3 separate regions of the Mus musculus genome follow, and all the other regions are linked to region 1. The links are chromatin loops, found by intact Hi-C in ENCODE. Cell type or tissue: left cerebral cortex. All regions are shown on one strand. Links, peaks and the distances in the headings refer to the core of each region. The heading gives the core; the rest is flanking DNA.

The links. Peaks named below come from ENCODE experiments on the same cell type or tissue, not always from the same donor. Only the 100,000 strongest peaks of a DNase experiment are listed, where the experiment ranks them.
Region 2: a loop joins it to region 1, with 5 times the contacts of the local background. A loop is called at or near these places in 8 of 42 quality-filtered maps.
Region 3: a loop joins it to region 1, with 7 times the contacts of the local background. A loop is called at or near these places in 16 of 42 quality-filtered maps.

What each region holds. Positions count from the first base shown.
Region 1 is chr15:34,440,386-34,446,516 of GRCm38, reverse strand. Rpl30 (ribosomal protein L30) reads left to right here and starts at 3,241. Exons shown (of 5, transcript NM_001163485.1): 1 at 3,241-3,332; 2 at 3,440-3,492; 3 at 3,737-3,882; 4 at 5,155-5,285; 5 at 5,913-6,012. The coding sequence starts at 3,472. The coding sequence ends at 5,962. LOC115488553 (a small nucleolar RNA gene) reads left to right here and starts at 5,595; the gene lies at 5,595-5,726. In left cerebral cortex, for the core only: a CTCF peak has its summit at 3,248; DNase peaks (open chromatin) are centred at 2,959 and 3,215; H3K4me3 peaks cover 2,393 bases; H3K27ac peaks cover 1,695 bases.
Region 2 is chr15:34,079,212-34,085,195 of GRCm38, reverse strand. It overlaps Gm41291, which reads left to right and starts at 1,970. Exons shown (of 1, transcript XM_011245387.3): 1 at 1,970-3,454. The coding sequence starts at 2,189. The coding sequence ends at 2,722. It overlaps Mtdh (metadherin), which reads right to left and starts at 2,477. Exons shown (of 12, transcript NM_026002.5): 1 at 1,783-2,477. The coding sequence starts at 2,160. In left cerebral cortex, for the core only: CTCF peaks have their summits at 2,190 and 2,392 (motif pointing left); DNase peaks (open chromatin) are centred at 1,986, 2,488, 2,894 and 3,188; H3K4me3 peaks cover 3,565 bases; H3K27ac peaks cover 2,165 bases.
Region 3 is chr15:34,492,894-34,499,024 of GRCm38, reverse strand. Rida (reactive intermediate imine deaminase A homolog) reads left to right here and starts at 3,779. Exons shown (of 6, transcript NM_008287.3): 1 at 3,779-3,972. The coding sequence starts at 3,908. Pop1 (processing of precursor 1, ribonuclease P/MRP family, (S. cerevisiae)) reads right to left here and starts at 3,714. Exons shown (of 16, transcript NM_026340.3): 1 at 3,610-3,714. In left cerebral cortex, for the core only: no CTCF peak of the experiment used is centred there; a DNase peak (open chromatin) is centred at 3,712; H3K4me3 peaks cover 1,906 bases; H3K27ac peaks cover 727 bases.

The DNA of each region.
Region 1 (6,131 bases), core at 570-5,569:
GCCCCAGTTCAGGGGAATGCCAGGGCCAAGAAGTGGGGAGTGGGTGGGTAGGGGAGCAGGGCAGGCGGAGGGTATTGGAAACTTTCAGGATAGCATTTGAAATGTAAATAAAGAAAATAACTAATAAATAAATAAACAAAAAATAAAGGGTTTGTCACCCCCCATTTTTTCTAGTTTTATCCTCTATAAAAAAAAAGATTGCCGGGCGTGGTGGCACACGCCTTTAATCCCAGCACTCGGGAGGCAGAGGCAGGAGGATTTCTGAGTTCGAGGCCAGCCTGGTCTACAAAGTGAGTTCCAGGACAGCCAGGGCTATACAGAGAAACCCTGTCTCAAAAAACCGAAAAAAAAAAAAAAAAGATTAATATGGTCTATGACAACATGACCATAAGTTAAAGTTTAGCAAAAGTATATTAAAGTCTGCACAGCTGTAAACAGACATTATAGTCTTTATTTACCAATCCTTTCGTTTTTTGAAGACAAGGTCTCAGGAGGGCCTTGAACTTGATATGTAATGGAAGATGACCTAGAACTAGAGCTTCTATTCTAGCTTCTCCCCTCTCACCCCCACCTCCAAGTGTTGGAGTTACACACCATGCATTATTATTCCCAGCTTTTGGTGGTACTGGGGTTAAATCCAGGACTTTGTGCACGACAGCCAAACGTCTACCAAGTGAGATACATCACCAGCACTTCTGAAAGCACCTTACAGGAGCAGCAAAACCCAGAGCCTGCTACATGGCACCCTTTCGAATTAATACTTATAATGTCCATAACAATTTCTTCACACAGCACTAAGACTTACACTGTATCTTACTTAGTATGACATTAATTCTGAGGGTACAGTATGGTTCATTTTAAGTGTCTACCAGAAATATTTGAGAGTGGGGGAAGGCAGGCAGAAGATTCATACTTGAATGTCTAGTATGAACAGGAGGCCCTCAACACTCCCAAGCTGCACCTGAAGAGAACTGTATTGCACAGTGCTCTTAAGCAGACATTCCATTTCATAATCAGAGGACAATCACAAACAAAACAGGTCAGCAGAGGGCTGGAGAGATGGTTCAGCGATTAAGAGCACTGACTTCTCTTCCAGAGGTCCTGAGTTCAATGCCCAGCAACCAAATGGTGGCTCACAACCATCTGTAATGGGATCTGATGGCCTCTTCTGGTGTGTCTGAAGACAGCTACAGTGTACTCATATAAATAAAACAAAATCTTTAAAAAAAAAAAAAATCTCCAGGCGTGGTGGCGCATGCCTTTAATCCCAGTACTCAGAAGGCAGAGGCAGGCAGATTTCTGAGTTCAAGGCCAGCCTGGTCTACAAAGTGAGTTCCAGGACAGCCAAGGCTATACAGAGAAACCCTGTCTCGAAAAACCAAACCAAAAAAAAAAAAAAAAAAAAAAAAAATCCCAAACAGGTCAGCAAAGCACAGGATTAAAAAAAGGGGGGTGGGTGGGGTAAGGGTAGCATGTTAAACAGCAATGTCACAACTCCAATCTAGGCTTATTGCTTTGAATTTAAATCATATGAGCTATTTGTTAAAGTTCATTTAAAGTTTACTATGTTTACAAAACTGGATTAATAGAAGACAATTAGCTGGATTTGTACCATCCTAAGTACTTTATGCCTAAATGTTAAAGCAAAGAGTATGGTAATTGAACACTACCGTTTGGTCAAATTCACATTAAAATGGGCCACAACAGTTGAATAAATTTTAATGTAAAATTTCTGGATTTTCTGAGTTCGAGGCCAGCCTGGTCTACAGAGTGAGTTCCAGGACAGACAGAGAAATCCTGTCTCAAAAGACTCAACCAAAACAAACAAAAACCAAAAAACCCTAATTTGCAGGCCTGGTTCTATTCATACTTCTGTAATACACTAGCTGTAAAAATGTGAGAATAACACAGTTACTATCTCATAGAGTGTGTGTGTTGGCTAAGTAATATGTTTTAGTTTCCGTTTTTTTTCTTTTTCCAAAAGATCAACTCACAGAGATTGCCAGCTCCGGGTGGGATTATAGGTATAGATCATCTCGACCCGCATGACTCATGGATGTTTTTAAAGTTATTTTAATTAAGGGGAGGCAGGGTTGTTCTTCCCTTTCCTAACCTCCAGGGCAAAGTAACTCACCATACAGCTTACCTACTACCCTGGGTTTCCTTTTTCATGCTTATATAAATTTGGTGGCACAGGTGCTTGTGCAGTTGGGCAGAGGTCACAGGTCAACTTCTGGGTACTTACTCGGTAGTTGTCCACCTTATTTTTCACAAGATCTTTGAGACCTGGAGCTGACAGGTTAGACTAGGTTGGCTGGCTAGCCAGCCTTGGGGAATCTGTTCCACAAATGGAGTTACAAGTGTGCACAACCATGCCAGACTTTTGGGGGCTGGGGATTGACAGAGAGGTTTAGGCATAAAATGCAGGTCCCCACGCTTGCAAGGCAAGCACACTTTACTGACTGAACAATCTCAACAGCCCTGGGTTTTCGTTGGTGCTAGTGCGTAAATAGTAGAGGCTTTCAAGGTTTTTTTTTTTTTTCCTTGAATGCTACATTTATACAACGGCCCAAGTTTCGTAGCAAAATGATTTTTTAAATTATTCGTATTGCGACTATTTCTTTACTTCTGTATACGTATGTGAGCATTCAAGCGCAGGCCAAAGAAAAACCTGCTGGACTTGGCGCTCCCCTCCCACCACGTGGGTTTGGAACTCATTCGTCTACTTAGCGACAAGCGCATTTACCCGTCAGCCACTTCACCAGGTTTTTTTTTTTTTTTTTTCAATTGTGGTCCCTGTGCAAAGTAGGCTCCCAAGTACACGGTATAAAACCGCCGCAAAAGGGGTGTGTGTCCTACGGAGCGGCAAACAGGAAGATCAGCGGCGGGTGGACAGAGATGCCTCCGCTCCTGGTGAGCAGTCACGGGGTAAACCGGCGGCCCGGGGTCCTTCCGGAGCACGCCCAAGACAACGTCAGGCGGAGACCAGCCCAGGAGAGGCCAGGTCGCTGCCGCCTCGCCACGGAGCCCTGGGCCTCGTCGTCAGCTCCCATCGAGCTCCGGCTCTCCGCGGTGTCAGCCCGCTGCAGCAGAACAAACGCCCAGAACCGAAGGCCGGAGCCCAGACGCCGCAGCAGCCCAGCCTGCGTTGTAACCCGGTCCCCATAGCAACCAACTACCGCAGACTACTCTCGCAAGCGCTGTTCTGCTTGTGACCCGGACCGGCTTCTCTTCCGCTTCCGGTCCCACAATCCTCTGTCGGCCTAGAAGAGCTTTGCATTGTGGGAGCTCCTTCCTTTCTCGCTCCCCGGCCATCTTGGCGGCTGGTGTTGGTGAGTGAGCTCTGCGGGGTAAACGATTAGGCGGCTCGGGGAGCTCCGCTAGCTGGTGTTTGACGCTCTGGATTATAATCCTCTCTTCTGTCCTCTGTGTATGCTAGGTTGGGGGTTGTCCCGCACCTAAGGCAGGAAGATGGTGGCCGCAAAGAAGACGGTGAGTGAAGCCGATCGGGCCCGGAAGCCGGTTCACGTGGAGAGCTGGGTCGGGCCGGGGCGGATAGATTTGAGCACACTGGGTGGACGACTTGTCGCTGACGTTTCAGGGTCTCAAAGTGAATCCGAGAGGCTCTTTGTATGGTCTCAGACATCATGAAAGGGTTCAGTTCCAGAAATCTGGAACTGAGTTTGGTTTTAGATGACTGCAAGTGGTGTTCAAGTCTCAAACGTTTGCATTGTAGAAAAAGTCTCTGGAGTCGATCAACTCTAGGCTCCAACTTGTTATGAAAAGTGGGAAGTACGTGCTGGGCTACAAGCAGACTCTGAAGATGATCAGACAAGGCAAAGCGAAGTTGGTTATCCTTGCCAACAACTGTCCAGCTTTGAGGTAATGGAGGGAACCTGGATGTGTGCAGCCTATTGTAAATTCACTGTGCAGTATCCAGCATTGGGAAGAAGAATAATGATGGTTGCTTTCTGATGTTTGGACCTTGCTTTGTGTGTGTTTTTTGTAAATGTACCTTTGAGGCACGTTGTGTGACAGGAGGTATACAAATGATACACGCAGACTGGGGGAAGCCCGATCCCGAATTTTTCAAGGTTTGAAGTGTTAACACTCCGCTTCATGTGCCTGTTTTAGTTTAGAAAAATTCTGGCTGGATTATGGAGGTGATGGTATCATGAAATCACCTATTTGGCAGGGTCCAATTTTCTGAACACGTTCATTCTTGATTAACTATTTTAACTCGAACCTAACAAGTATTTTAAGTAAGCTGAAGAAGCTTGTGTAGTATACGCTCCTTGATTTTTCTATGGCAATTGTACACCTCTTCAGCCTTTTATGTAGGTGTCTATACTTAGTGGCAGAGTTTGGAATGTTTGGTCTTATTTTAAACCTTTGCCAGTCGATTCATAGTGGCAGCGTAGACATTCATTACTAAATTACAAGCTCAGACTCAGTGGGTCCAGGCTGGAGCTTCAAGTTCATTTCTCATAAGCACTTTGGAGCACTGTTGGTATGTGGGGCCACATTCTAAGCTCAAGGTTCTGTGGAACTTTCAAATCTTAACAATTTGTATCCTTTAACTTGGCACTGAAGTATTTATTTTTTGGGTAATATTATCAGCAGCCCTTATGTAGTATTCACTGTATAGTAGGTGGTTTAAGAGGGCTTACTTTTTTAGGTTTCTGACCCTCCACTCCACCTTCCTATTATTCTTTGCCTTCGTTTGATTAAAATGGAGTATATACTTGTTGCTGACACGAGATTCTCCTGGTGTTGTGAGGTGGCTGATGTGAATGCTGGAAACTGAACTTTCTTAAGAGCAGTACAAGCTTTCAGTGAACCATATCTCCAGGCCAGCATTGGCTTTTTTATGTCTATTATACCCTTTTCTAGTTTTTAAGTAACTTACACATTTTAAACTTAGTAAATTGAAACATGAATACAATGTACTTTAATATTGGATACTACCTCCAAAAAGTTAGGTATTTAATTATCACAATACACTAGTAAAGGATCCATGATAATCAGGACAGCTAGAATCTTTTTTAAGAGTTGGAAGTGATTTAGTTACTGTTAAAAAGGCCTCACCAATTTGTCACAAGTCTGTCAGTACCTTGGTATGGCATTTTATTTGACTTTTTGTTGTTCCCTAAGGAAATCTGAAATAGAGTACTATGCCATGTTGGCTAAAACTGGGGTCCATCACTACAGTGGCAATAATATTGAACTGGGCACAGCGTGTGGAAAATACTACAGAGTATGCACACTGGCTATCATTGACCCAGGTATGTTTTTAAAATTATATTTTTTTCTAATGTAAGTGCTTATTAGACAGTGGCTTTGGTTCAACTTTGATATTAAGAATTTTGTTTAATGCAAGTTCTAGGACAACTGGGGCAGCACAGTGAAACTCTTTGTCCCTCTACCCCTCTCAACCCCTCTTACCATACCCCCCCTTGGGAAGAAAAGTTTGGTAGAAGGTGAACGAGATAAAATTTTACCACCTCTTTGTTGCTTGGGGATAAATAGTTTGTGGTAAATGCCTGCATTCTATTTTATTTTGAGCTTAGAAATTTTAGTTGCCTTGTAGAACACTGCGAATATTCTCGCTGTTCTGATTCTGTGATAATCAGGACAGGCTAGACATTCGCTATAGTAAGACCATGCATGTGTCCCCAGACCTAGTTCTTTACTTCAGTCTGGTTATCTAAATGCTGGTGACAGACCATCTGATTCATTATTTGTATAGGATGGCTGAGATTTTAAGGTATTTTTAAGTGATTTTAAGAGTGATAGCCGAAACAATTTGCACGTAGTGCTAATCTGCCTTCTTACCTAAAGAACAAGTAGGGGAATTCTTTAATTATTAGTTGCCATTAAATGACTTGTAAAACTATTATTTTATTTTCTAGGTGATTCTGATATTATTAGAAGCATGCCAGAACAGACTGGTGAGAAGTAAACAAGAAAGTTTTCCTTTAATAAAACTTTGCCAGAGCTCCTTTTGAAAAACATGGTGTCTGTTTGCTTTCTAACATTTAGCTTTCTTGAAACCACAGGCAAGACTTGGGTGAGAAGTTATACTGCTTGGTTTTCATTTTGCTGGGGTTTTGTTAAAAGATTGTACACTG
Region 2 (5,984 bases), core at 1-5,000, 360 kb after region 1:
TTAACACAAATGAAAATCAGGATGAGCCAAATCCTATCTGTTGTACATTTTTCATAGTGAAGTGTGTGTTCTTCCTTCAGGTGAGTCATCTGTGTCATGATGCACTTCAAATGGACTCTCGAAGCACCTGTCTCTCTCCTCAGGTCCATCTGAAATTCTAAACATCCTAAAGAGACTTTGATATTTTGAAATTTCATAACTTGCCACAATCCACACAGGCCTTAGTATTAATGCACGCAGTTTGTTTCAAGATCACCTTTACTCTGAAACGAAGAGTCTACTTTCATTAAAACATTACTTAACCCTTGATGCTGTCTACAGAACTTTTAATTATGCATGATCTCAGTGTGCTGTTTTCTCCTCTCCTAACTTCAGAAAGTATTATACTGATAACTTTCTAGGTTTCCTCTCTTCTATCTTCCCACTCAGCAATCAAACCATGAGTGCTTATCATATGAGCTGTCAGCTTTCTATTTAGTACTTATGGGTCCATGAACAGAGTTTTTACGAACCTGTCTCCCACTCGATTGACTTTAATTCTTATGTGCCCATCAAACATACCAGAGCACATCTCTTCATAGTAAGAGCCTGGTACTTACTGAAGTGTTCTCAAAAGGTGGAGACTTACATTCAGATAATATTGGAGGCAAAGTTTCTCTATGTAGTCCTTGCTGTCCCGAAACTATAAAGATCAGGCTGGCCTCAAACTCAAAGATCTGCCTGCCAAGTGCTGGGATAAATGCATCCACCACCACCACTACACTAATAAATATTTCTAATGTTACTTATCTTTCATATTACACAAATTATGCAAAACAGGCTACTAAACAGTTCAGTGGGTAAAGGCACTTGCCAAGAAGCCTGAGTACTGGAGTTCAATCCCCAAGATCCACTCTGTGGAAGGAAAACCAACCCCAGTAAGTTCTCCTCTGACTTCTGCATGCATGCCACGGCACAAGATCTCTCCAACAAATATACACAGAACAAAATATTACAGAGAAATCACAACACAGGATACAGAAGTAAAACACTAAGGCCTAACAAAAATGGAATAGCTTTCGCATTTCCACATGTGGTCCAGCAAACTGCGGCTTGAAATCTCCTCTCAACCTTCTTCAGCATTTTAATCTGTCACCTCTTTATGCTTTATTAAAAAACAAAAAAGTCTTCCACATCCTTTGACTGTACTATAGACTACTTTGCTGTACTTGCCTTATGTTTTTCTCGGGGCCATATATCCCGAAGGCGTATTAGATCGCCAGCTCCCTTTTGCCCAGTTCCTGTACCAGCAACCCAATGGCCACACTCACCAGGATAAGACAGGGTAACCATTTCCCTTTAACATTTCCAACTAAGATGAGTATGGCTTGATCTGAACACCTGTAATCCTCTTTAAGCCAGTTTTTAGGTCACCCCTATCTTCCGTGACGGTCTCAGGTCTCAACGTGGCTTGAGATAGACATCTCTCTCTACCGGGCAGTCTTTTCAGAACTTCCCAACGTCACTGTAAGGTCCCATTAACCTCCACATGCAGCCTACTTTCTTTCACAGGCCTCTAGGAAGGATCTGCTTTTGGGGAAACCAAGGTTCTCATATGATGGCTGTAAGTTTGGTCACTTTTATTTATACCTACCCCTGGAGTTAATTTCCATTCAGGAAAACGCGACTTTCCTACTGGTTCTTACACTTTCCGACTTCCCCCTTCTCAAGGAACGTGTTCACCTACCACCTCGACCTGAGCTCTCGCTTCCCTTGACCACCGGGCTCCTCGCCACTACTCACTTTGGGCTTTTCAGGAAGCTTCTTCCGGTTCTTCTTCTTTTGCTCCTCGCTTCTGAGATTCTTCAGCTGGGCTAGGTCGTCGGGGGCCGGAGTCGGCGGGGCCGCCTCCTCCCGTTTGCGGGGCGGGCTCCTTCGCTTCTTGCGGGCGCCGGCGCAAGCCGCGGCCCAGCCGTAACCTAGAAGGAAGAGCAGGAGCAGCCCGAGAGCGCCGGTGCCCACCAGGATCACCCAGCCCGGGTACCGCTTCGGCTCTAGCCCCAGGTCGAGGCCCAACTCCGTGCGCAGAAAACCTAGGCCGACCGAGAGCAACTCCCGCAGCCGGGCAGAGCCCTCCTCGGCCTGCTGGGCCAGCTCGTCCTGCCAGCTTCGTGCAGCCATCTTCCCTCCCGTCAGAGAGACTCGCGGGATGACGCCGGGGAGCGGAGCCGCCGCTGGAACAGTCGTGGGAGGCGACAGGGCCGCGACACCTCAGGCCGAGCGCATCGCGGCCAACCCTCACGCCGGAGTAGGGGATAGAGGGCCGCCGCCGCCACGGGGAGAGCCAAAGGTTCCCAGTCTCCGCAGCCGGCCTCACGCCGCCGCCACCAGGAGGACACGGGGCGGCGGGGACAGAGTGTCTCCAGAGGCGGCCGCTAAGCGGCGTCGGGGCGCCAGCGCCAGGACCCGCTGTCCTCCCCCGGCGGAACAATGGCGGCTCCGGCCGCGATCCACGCTGCGCGCGGAGGCCGGTCGGGTCACGTGGAGGCTGTGGGCGGGGCATGCGTCACATGGGGCGATGGGCGGGGCCGGGCGGACTCTAGTCTTGGAGTGGGGTCTCCTTGAGCTGTGTGGGTTTGGAGGCTTGGGGCGACTCGGAGCTTGCGAAGCGGGAGCTAGAAATCTGACGGTGGAACTCCTTCAGGCTCGGGCTTTCTGGATGCTGAGAGGGATTCAGGTGTGAGGCCTGCGCACGAGCAAGGCGGCCAAACCCATCGGAGTATGAGCAGGCTTTCCGCTCTCTTTCCTGCAGTGGTGGTGCAGTGGACCGGCTTTTTCTCCCTAGGTCAGGGGCCAGTTGGATGCTTCCAGAGGGAGCTCGGTGGACTCTGAGGCAGCGAGCACGTGTAATTCACATCCGAGTATTTCTTCGGGGCGGACTAGCATATTAACGTTTGCCAACGTTTGCGTCTGTTCTGTCGTTCACTCCTGCTGTCTGTTGTCAGGCTCCAGATTTAAAAAGTCGGCAAACCCGTGGGAGGCACTATTATTTTTCTACTGATTTGTAGCCTTAATAGGAAATATTGAGAGGAAGCCCTTAGACTGTATTTATATGCAAGAGAAGCATATTATTTTAAGCTTTTATACAACCCCAAAAGAATTGCAATTTTTGAATGCTTGTGTTGTCCAACAGTCAAATGTAGCATTAGAAGGAAACTAGGTGGGTTGGGGAATGTCGCTCAGCAATAGAACATGCTTACTGAACATATGCAAGGCTCTGGCGTCGATTCCTAGCACCAAAAATAAAGAGCTGAGGCGCTTCTTCCCTTCTTAATTTTAAAAATGCTTGAGGACTACCCTACTATTTGTATTTTGACTTTGCGGTAAGGAAACAGTGTCTATAATTAAATGTTAATTAGCATGTAAGCAGCTGAAGTAAATACAAACTAAAAACCTATTCATGTATTTTGACCCATCAGTATTGTAATGAGTCTTGTGATTAATGGGTGGAATAGAGTTTTATACGTAATAAGCTACTCTTGCTAAGCTTTTTTGCAGACTTATAATTAAGGGCTAAGTTATAAAGGCCAGAACCTTAAAATGAGATCTGCATGACCTCTAAAATTAACAAATTCCATTCATATTTTTGGAATAAGATTTATAACCCCACCTATTTGGGTTGGTCATAGTTTTTCTAAGAAGTTCTACTGATCGTTTTAGATCATCACCTGTGGATTTATGAATTAGAGAATTACAGAAATTGTAGGTTAGCATACTAGTCCCTTTGACAGTCTAGCAAGTAAATGATTTAGTAAGATCAGGTCATCTTGTAGTTTTTTTTTTTTTTTTTTTTTTCCACTTGCTGTATTTGGTATCAGGGACATACTTGTCATTATATCTCGCCCTCCTTCTCTCACTCCCTCCTCTTTGTGTATGCACATGTATATGCACTTCGTTTTTGTATTCATGCTGGGGATTAAACCCAGATCCTTAAGCATGGTAGGCAAACGCTCTCCCACTGAACTATGTCTTTATCCCACCATGCACTTATATTTTAAAAACAAAAAAGTAGGGTCACAACCAACTGGTTTGCATTCATTACAGTTAACAAAACTTGTAAGAATATAATTATACTTCCAGAAAGTTAGGGTTATTTGTTGCAATAGCACAAAGATTAGATTAAAATTTAAATAAAGCAATGCTTTGAAAGAATCAGGGCAAAACAGCTGTGTGTGATGGAATACTAGCTCTGCTCTAAGTAGACAAAGTCCTAATTCCTCGTGAATGACAACGATAAAATGCAAAATGTGTCTAAAACTCTCTATGAGAAGTTCAGGGTTGGAAATGAGTGCTTTTTCTGAGTAATCATAGATAAACAGGAAGGAGCTATAAACTCATACAGCGGTGTGAATATCAATGCTGAGGAGAAGAAGAAGCCATAGTACCTAGGGTATGATTCCATTTGGGTATAATTAGAAAATGAACACTGATCTACAGTGATAGCAAATCAGTGGTTACTTAGGGGTATGGGGTGGGGCCAAGGAAGCTTGAGGAAGGTCTTAAGAAAGGATCCAAGGAAATGTGGGAAAGGTGAATATGTTCTTTGTTGCGATCATTTCATAGGTTTTCCAAGGTTCAAGTTACATACCTTAAATATTTTGGCTTAGGACTTGTCAACTGCTTCCAAGAAGCCATTCAAGATGTTTTTAAAAGTCGCTTATCGGACTGGAGAGATGGCTGAGCAGTTAAGAGCACTGACTGCCCTTTCAGAGGTCCTGAGTTCAATTCCCAGCAACCATGTGGTGGCTCACAACCAACTGTAATGTGGTTTGATGCCCTCTTCTGGTGTGTCAGAAGACAGCTACAGTGTACTCACATTCAGAAAGTAAATAAAGAAATAAATCTTTAAAAAAAAAAAAAAAGTCGGGACTGGAGAGATGGCTTAGCTGTTAAGAACACTGACTGCTCTTCCGAAGGTCCTGAGTTCAAATCGCAGCAACCACATGGTGGTTCACAACCATCTATAGTGAGATTGAATGCCTTCGTCTGGAAATAGCTATAACGTACTTACATTGTAAATAATATTATAATAGTAATATAATACTATAATAAATAATTTTTTAAAAGTCACTTATCCCTAGGTATGGTGGTGCATGTTTGTGATTGATCCAGGAGTCAGGAGGCTGGGGCAGGAGGACTCAGAGTTCCAGGCTAGTCAGGGCTTCGTAGTCAAGCCCCATTTCAAACAAACAAAACCCCAAAAGCTTATTTTTATTGCTGTGATAAAATATGACCAAAAGTACAATATGAAAGAAAGAGTTCGTTTTGATATACTGTTCAGAGGGTCCATAAGGCTGGAAGGGCATGGCAGCAGGAAGCTGACTGGTCACACTTTGATTGACAGGAAGGCACAGAGAGAAAAGTAGCTGTGGGGTGATTCTATAACCCTCAAAAGCCCGACTGACCGCAGTGGCTTTCTCCTTCCAATAAGGCTCCACAATCTAAAGGTTAGGTGCCATAAACTCCCAAAATAGCATCACCAAGGATTAAAATATTTGGACCTCTGAGGGACTTCTCATTTCACACCCTCCCAAACCAAGCAAAACCTCATCACTTTAGGTTCTGCAAAAGTGGGATTCCAAGCAAAGGTTTTTTGCACCCATGATTTTTTTTTAACTTCTTCGTTTTTTTTTTAATTAAACTAATAAAATTTATCTTAAAATATACAACTCAGTATTGACATTTTTTAAGTCATCAAAATAATTTATAATAATTAAATGCCTTCTGAAATGATGTCTTCTGAAGCTAAAAGTAATATGCACTCAACCAGTTTTTAAAATCTATCTGGAACACTAAACATGATAGGAGTAATAACATCTTATGAAGTCCTCTATGAAAGGAAATTGTGACAGGTTCCTGATAAGACAGAAATCATTCTGTCTCCAAGGGAGAATATGCAGTGTAACTGTGGCTTCATAGAATGAATTGGTAATGTTCCTTCTGTT
Region 3 (6,131 bases), core at 592-5,591, 52 kb before region 1:
GGAAAGCAAAGGCAGGAGGCTCTTGAGTTCAAGGTCATCCTTTAGCTACATAGCATGAGGTCAGCCAGACCTACCTGACAGACCCTATTTCAAAACACAACAAAGAATACAATTTTAAAATGAGCCAGTAATATGACTCAGCAGGTAAAGGCAATTGCCACTAAACCTGAACTCAATCCTGAGACCTACACAATGCAAGGAGAGCGCCTACTCCCAAAAGTTGTCTTCTGACAACTACATGCCCATCAAGGTATACTCCTAACCTCCAACACAGATAAACAAGAAAGGTAAAATAATAATAATAATAACTTTAATAAATATTTATATAACTCAATGTTTGATGATACCAAAATGTTACCATATTAATCTATAGCAGGAATCCCCAAAAAAGAGATTTCAATAAAGTCACTCATCTCAAAAGAAAGTGCTGTTGCATGCTTATAAACCCAGCCGTCAGGATAGAGCTGGGGGCTGGGCAGAAGGAAATCTTTGAGGTTGAGGCCAACCTAGGCTACACATCAAGTTCCAGGCCATCTTGGACTTCACAGTTTTTGTCTCAAAAAATAAAGGAACAGAGTTTCTTCATGGAACTATCCCAACTGGCAGATTTTGCACTGCCGAATAATTAAACTACATATAATCGCTAATGATGCATAAAATGAGGTAAGATCACTAAAATTAAATTACTTATAACGCTTTATCTTGGTTCTTGGCTGAAATAAAAAGACCGGGATAAATTATAAGTAAAATATTTGAGTCCAAACTGAAGATAAATTACTGGTATTTTCACTCACGACTTCACTTCAAGTGAATCACATAAAGGATGGGTGCAGAGAGAACCTGATGGGTTTACTTAGGAGTCCCCACACCTGGACCAACACCCTCATTATTCATTGAGTCAACGTGAAACACTTGTTTTCTTTTTCAAAACAAAATTCATAATATGGCTGACTAGAGATGTAACTTTTAACAATACCCTACACTATGTAACATAAAGACTTGAGAAGTTATGTTAATAAAACAATATGTATGTCTGTATGTGTTTTTCCACAACTACACTAGATAACAGTCTGAAATGAAGATTTTGAACCTAATGGATGTTCATGTCAACAAGGGACCAACATAGGCACTTGGCATAATTCATAAAGCCTGAGACAGGCCCTGGAAGCCTTCACCCCATACAACAGCCATTAATTCTTTTGCTGATGGAGTCCAGGCTAAAACGTGCACCATGGAGATACTGAAATAAGAAAAACTCAGAGAAGCAGTTACCAAGCCTGCATTTCAATTCCTTAATATTAGAATATTCTACCAACACATAAACTTTATGTAGATAACAGCAAAGAAAGTAGGTTATTCTTGTGCCTCAAAGAAAAGGTAACCAAGCCACTAGTGAGAAAATTCCCCAATCTGGTAAGCATTCTGAGATTCCATCCAGGCTCAGCTCCATTCACTACTCCTAAAACTCAAAACAATTGGAGACTAAAAGCACAAATGAAATATTCTATACAGGGAAACTGTGCAACCTCAGGGAAAGCCAGTAAGAAAATGTCAGCTGTAATTTTTGTTTAGGAATCTACCGTGTGAACAACAGGAATCAAAACTCAGGAGGACTAGAAGAGGAACATAGGAAGAAGATGGAACCAAATAGGCTGTGGAGTCCAAGCAGGAAGCTCGTGTATTCCAGCATGAAGCCCTAAACCAAGAAAAAGGATCTCACCATTCTTGAAGCACGGAAGCAGTCCCTCAGCATTACACAGGACAAGATGACAGGGAATCAAGAGGATTTCTTACAGTGCATGTTGACAGAGGGTCACAGGTCTGACCTTTCTTATTGTCACACTGCACTTAGCAGACTACCATAAACAAAGTACAGGATCAAAACAACACAAGTATTGGATATTCATATCCACACATACATGAACTTTGACTATAAAGCAAACGTTAACAAGGTAAGAAACATTTAGCCCGCAACTACGCTCCTTCTGACACAGCATGAGAACTGTAGGTAGCCTCAGAGCTTCTCCAGTTGGGGATCACAACCCCATATAGGGTCATGTAGCTGAATGTGAGGTGATGAAAAATCTAGCAAGAACAATTCAGAAGTCAAATGTGTAATGAATCCAAAGTGTTTCTGGCAGTGCTCTACCTAGACGTCACTACAGCCACAGTTCAGCAGTGACATCCCATGCTTACACACCATACAACACCAACAAATACTGCCTGAAACAGCTCAGCCAAGATCCCAGGCAAGTTATGAACCCAGTGTTCTTACTGTACATACAGGTTTATGCTCTTAAGAAACAATGTTATACAGGCTGGTGAGATGGCTCAGAGGCTAAGAGCACTGGCTGCTCTTCCAGAGGTCATGAGTTCAATTCCCAGCAACCACGTGGTGGCTCACAAAACATCTATAGGGGGATCTGATATCCTCTTCAGGCAGGCAGATATATATGCAGCAGAGCACTCGTACATTAAATAAAGAAAAAGAAAAAAAAGGAAACAATGATATAAAAACAGGCCTAAATTTCTCTTTAAATTGTTCTCATGCCGCACGTCTTTGGATTGTGCTGGGCTGCATTGTTTGATTTAAAAAACTAGTTTGAAATTGAGTTGCTGGGTTAAATTTTATATTTTTTAAATCATTAATTTGGATTTGGGATTGAGATAGACTTTTCCAACAACTGGCCCTAATTATAGTTCCGACTGTACTACATATTTAGGCAAAATAGCATCTCATCACTGACTATTATAAAAATCAAACAACAAATCAGCTCTAAAAAAAAAAAAAAAAAGCCGGGCGTGGGGGCCCACGCTTTTAATCCCAGCACTCGGGAGGCAGAGGCAGGTAGATTTCTGAGTTCGAGGCCAGCCTGGTCTACAAAGTGATTTCCAGGACAGCCAGGGCTATCCAGAGAAACCCTCTCAAAAAACAAACAAACAAAAACAAAACAAACAAACAAACAAACAAAACCACTTTAGATGCTTTATGTCTTGCAGTATCAAATACTCTACCAAAACTCGTATTTATGAAAAAATAAACATACACACATCTATTTAGAGAGTAAAAATTAGTTTTTATCTTTCTCAAAAGGCAAAATTATACCAGCTACACTAAAGAATTGTTTTAAATATACTTCCTTATGATATATTATCAGTTACTAATTAGTACATCTTCTTATCTACCCAGGTTCGTTAGTGAGAAAGCTGAAGTCGTGAGCTAGGAGAAGATGACTCGCCTCCGGAAAGCAGACCCCGGTCTGCTCAAATCTTGAGGCGATCATGCATAGAAAGGAAGCACGGGATGGCGAAAGGCAGACAACCCACACCTCTGCTTGGTTCCCCGGAATGACCCATCCCTGTCCTTTACGGTACCCAGAAAGGGATACAAGCGCATTCCCAGAGGGGATTCCGCCTGGCAGGGCAACGATAAGCATAAAAACGAGCACAGGAGCCTGAGGCTCTGGACTGCAAGAGGGCCCGCCCGGGCAGCATGGACCTCCCCAAGTGAAAAGCGCCGCAAGCCGAAGCCGCCACTGTGGGCAAGCCCCCACGCGAGGCCCCCGCGAGCTGGCGGCCCCGGCTAAGCATTAGTGCCTCACCACCAACCTGCCAAAAGTTCCGAGGGCTTCGCCGGTAAGAATGACAAGGTTCTGAGATCCCTAGAAGCTCCCACCACAGAGGGTGAGCGAGCGGGCTGAGGGCGCGTGCGCAGCACGGCTTCTTCCTCCACGTGTCCCGGAGTCGCTTGTAAACTACAATTCCCATCGGGCCGTGCGAATTCGCACGGGGCTGTCCCTGAACTAAAACTCTTTTGCCTAGGGCTGTCTGGTCAGTGGACAAGAGTGGGTGTAGTTACTTACCATCGTTTCTTCTTCTGGAGGGTCTTCAAGAGGGAAGGATTAGCATGTCGTCCATAATCAGAAAGGTGATCAGCACCACAAAAGCCCCGGCGGCCATTGGTCCCTACAGGTAATGTTTTTTACTGTAGCTCTGAAGGACCAGGTAGGTGCAGTGTTGCAAGTTTGGAGCTTTGGCCCCTGCTGGTCCGAGCAAAAGAGAGTCTTAGAACGCGCGAAGAAACTAAGTTCAGAAAGAGTACAGTGTATCCAAATCCCTCAGAGAATGGGGGAGCCCTGGTGCTACCAGAAACTTGCACTCCTAAGATCTTGCCCCCATCTGGAGCTGCCGGGGCCCCGAAGGCGAGCTTGCTACATGCTTTCTCTGGTTAGAAGTGGCATCACCCCAACCCCCTTGCCTTTCGTCTTGGTGGCTTCTAGTTTTGGTTTTTGTAACAATTTTATTAAGATAGAATAAACAACCCATAGAATTCTCATTCTGTTAGTGGGTTCAATTCAGTGGCTTTTACTATGCCCAAAAGTTGTGTAGCCATCATCACTTTCTATTCTCAAAACATTTACATCCAACCTAAAATAAGGTTTATACCATTAGCATTTATTCCACATGGCATCTTTCCCCAGCTCCTTACAACCACCCATTTATTTCCTCTCCATCACTATAGGGTTTATCTGTTAAAGACGTTTGCTATAAAAAGTATAATACACTGTTTGGTCCTCTGTGACAGGCTTCTTTTACTAGCATGAAGTTTGATCTAACCCTTTCTTAATTTACAAGATATGCTTGTCTCATTTGGACAGTACTCAGCAAATACCTGTATGTCTATCCTAGTCTCTGGCTTCTATAACGTGTAGGAATGCAATGATGCTTATGAATGGTTTATCCATGCCTATTTACCACTAATATCAAATGCAAGTAACACCAAAGGTGATCTTCTGAGATTATCCTATATACTAGAGCTAACCATATATGTACTGGAAAAATAAAAACTACCCTTTGGCATTTATCTCTGCTTACCAGAAGTGCTTTTAAATAGAAATGGTACTTTCTTTTCACTTCCTTCTGTGGGTGCTATGAAGGACAGACTAACTTTGTAGCTCAGACTAACCTAGAACCTGCTGTTCTCCTGTTTGAGCATTCCTAGTGCTGACGTGAAGACCAGCACACTTAACTTAAAACCTTGTTCCTCAAAATACCTCAGCTTTAAAAATCACTGTATTGTATCTTATATAACTTTCTCCTCTCTAACTTCTAAGTCTTCACTAAAACGTATCTAGAGCCAATTCCTTTTGAAAAAGTCATTTCTGACACAGTGTCTCTTTGCTGTCAATCAAAACTGAAGATTTTCTTCGGCTGCAACATTAGTACTGTAGAAGATGTGTAGTGCATGCCAAGTATTTAGCTGATTCAAAAATGTGTAAGAAGTAATCCGACATAGGCCTTCACCTATAAAAGGAAAAGAAGCAGTAATGTAGCAAATGTTACATGACAGGCACTATGACAACTAACTACCTTTAAGTTGTCTCTCCATTTTACAAAAGGACAGCTCAAGGTCAATCTTTTCAAGGAAATACAGTGTGCAAGTGACATCTTGGCTTGAACTCAAACCCTAGCTCCCTTAATATCAAGAGAAATAACAGTCCCATGTGTCAAAGCAGTAATTATTATAATAGGATTGGAGATGGAACTTAATGGGATGAGAAACCAAATGAAAGGGAGGAAAACTGATTCTGATTTGGAGCAGAGAAAGAAAAAAAGTTTTGAAGAAGCTCCCCAAATAAGGTAGTCCGGTTAAACTTTAAATGTTGGGTTTTCTGTTTTTCCACTTTTAATAGTGTTAGGAAGTTTGACTCATCATAGTTAATTAGTTACAGACTGACATTCCTCCAGAGGACACAGAGGTAAAAGAATACAGAATGTAGAGATTTGGATGAGATAGTTTTCAATTGACCTTTTTTTTTTTCTCCCAAACTGTATACCTGGTGTTTTATAACATTTTCATTGAAATGACTTACTTTCACTTAAATTAATTTTAAAAGAAAACATTATCAAAATACTCTAAATAGAAAACAATACAATAGAAAGTAACTATTTTTAAAAATAACTCAAATAAAAAGTATTAATTCCAAAACTCTATGAGCATACTGCAGTTGGCTCAAAACCTTGAGCCTGCTCCCTTTGTTAAAGTGTTTCTGGCTGGGGCTGGAGAGATGACTCGGCACTTAAGAGCACTTTCTGCTCTTCAGGAAGCCAAGTTTGGTTCCCAGCACCCA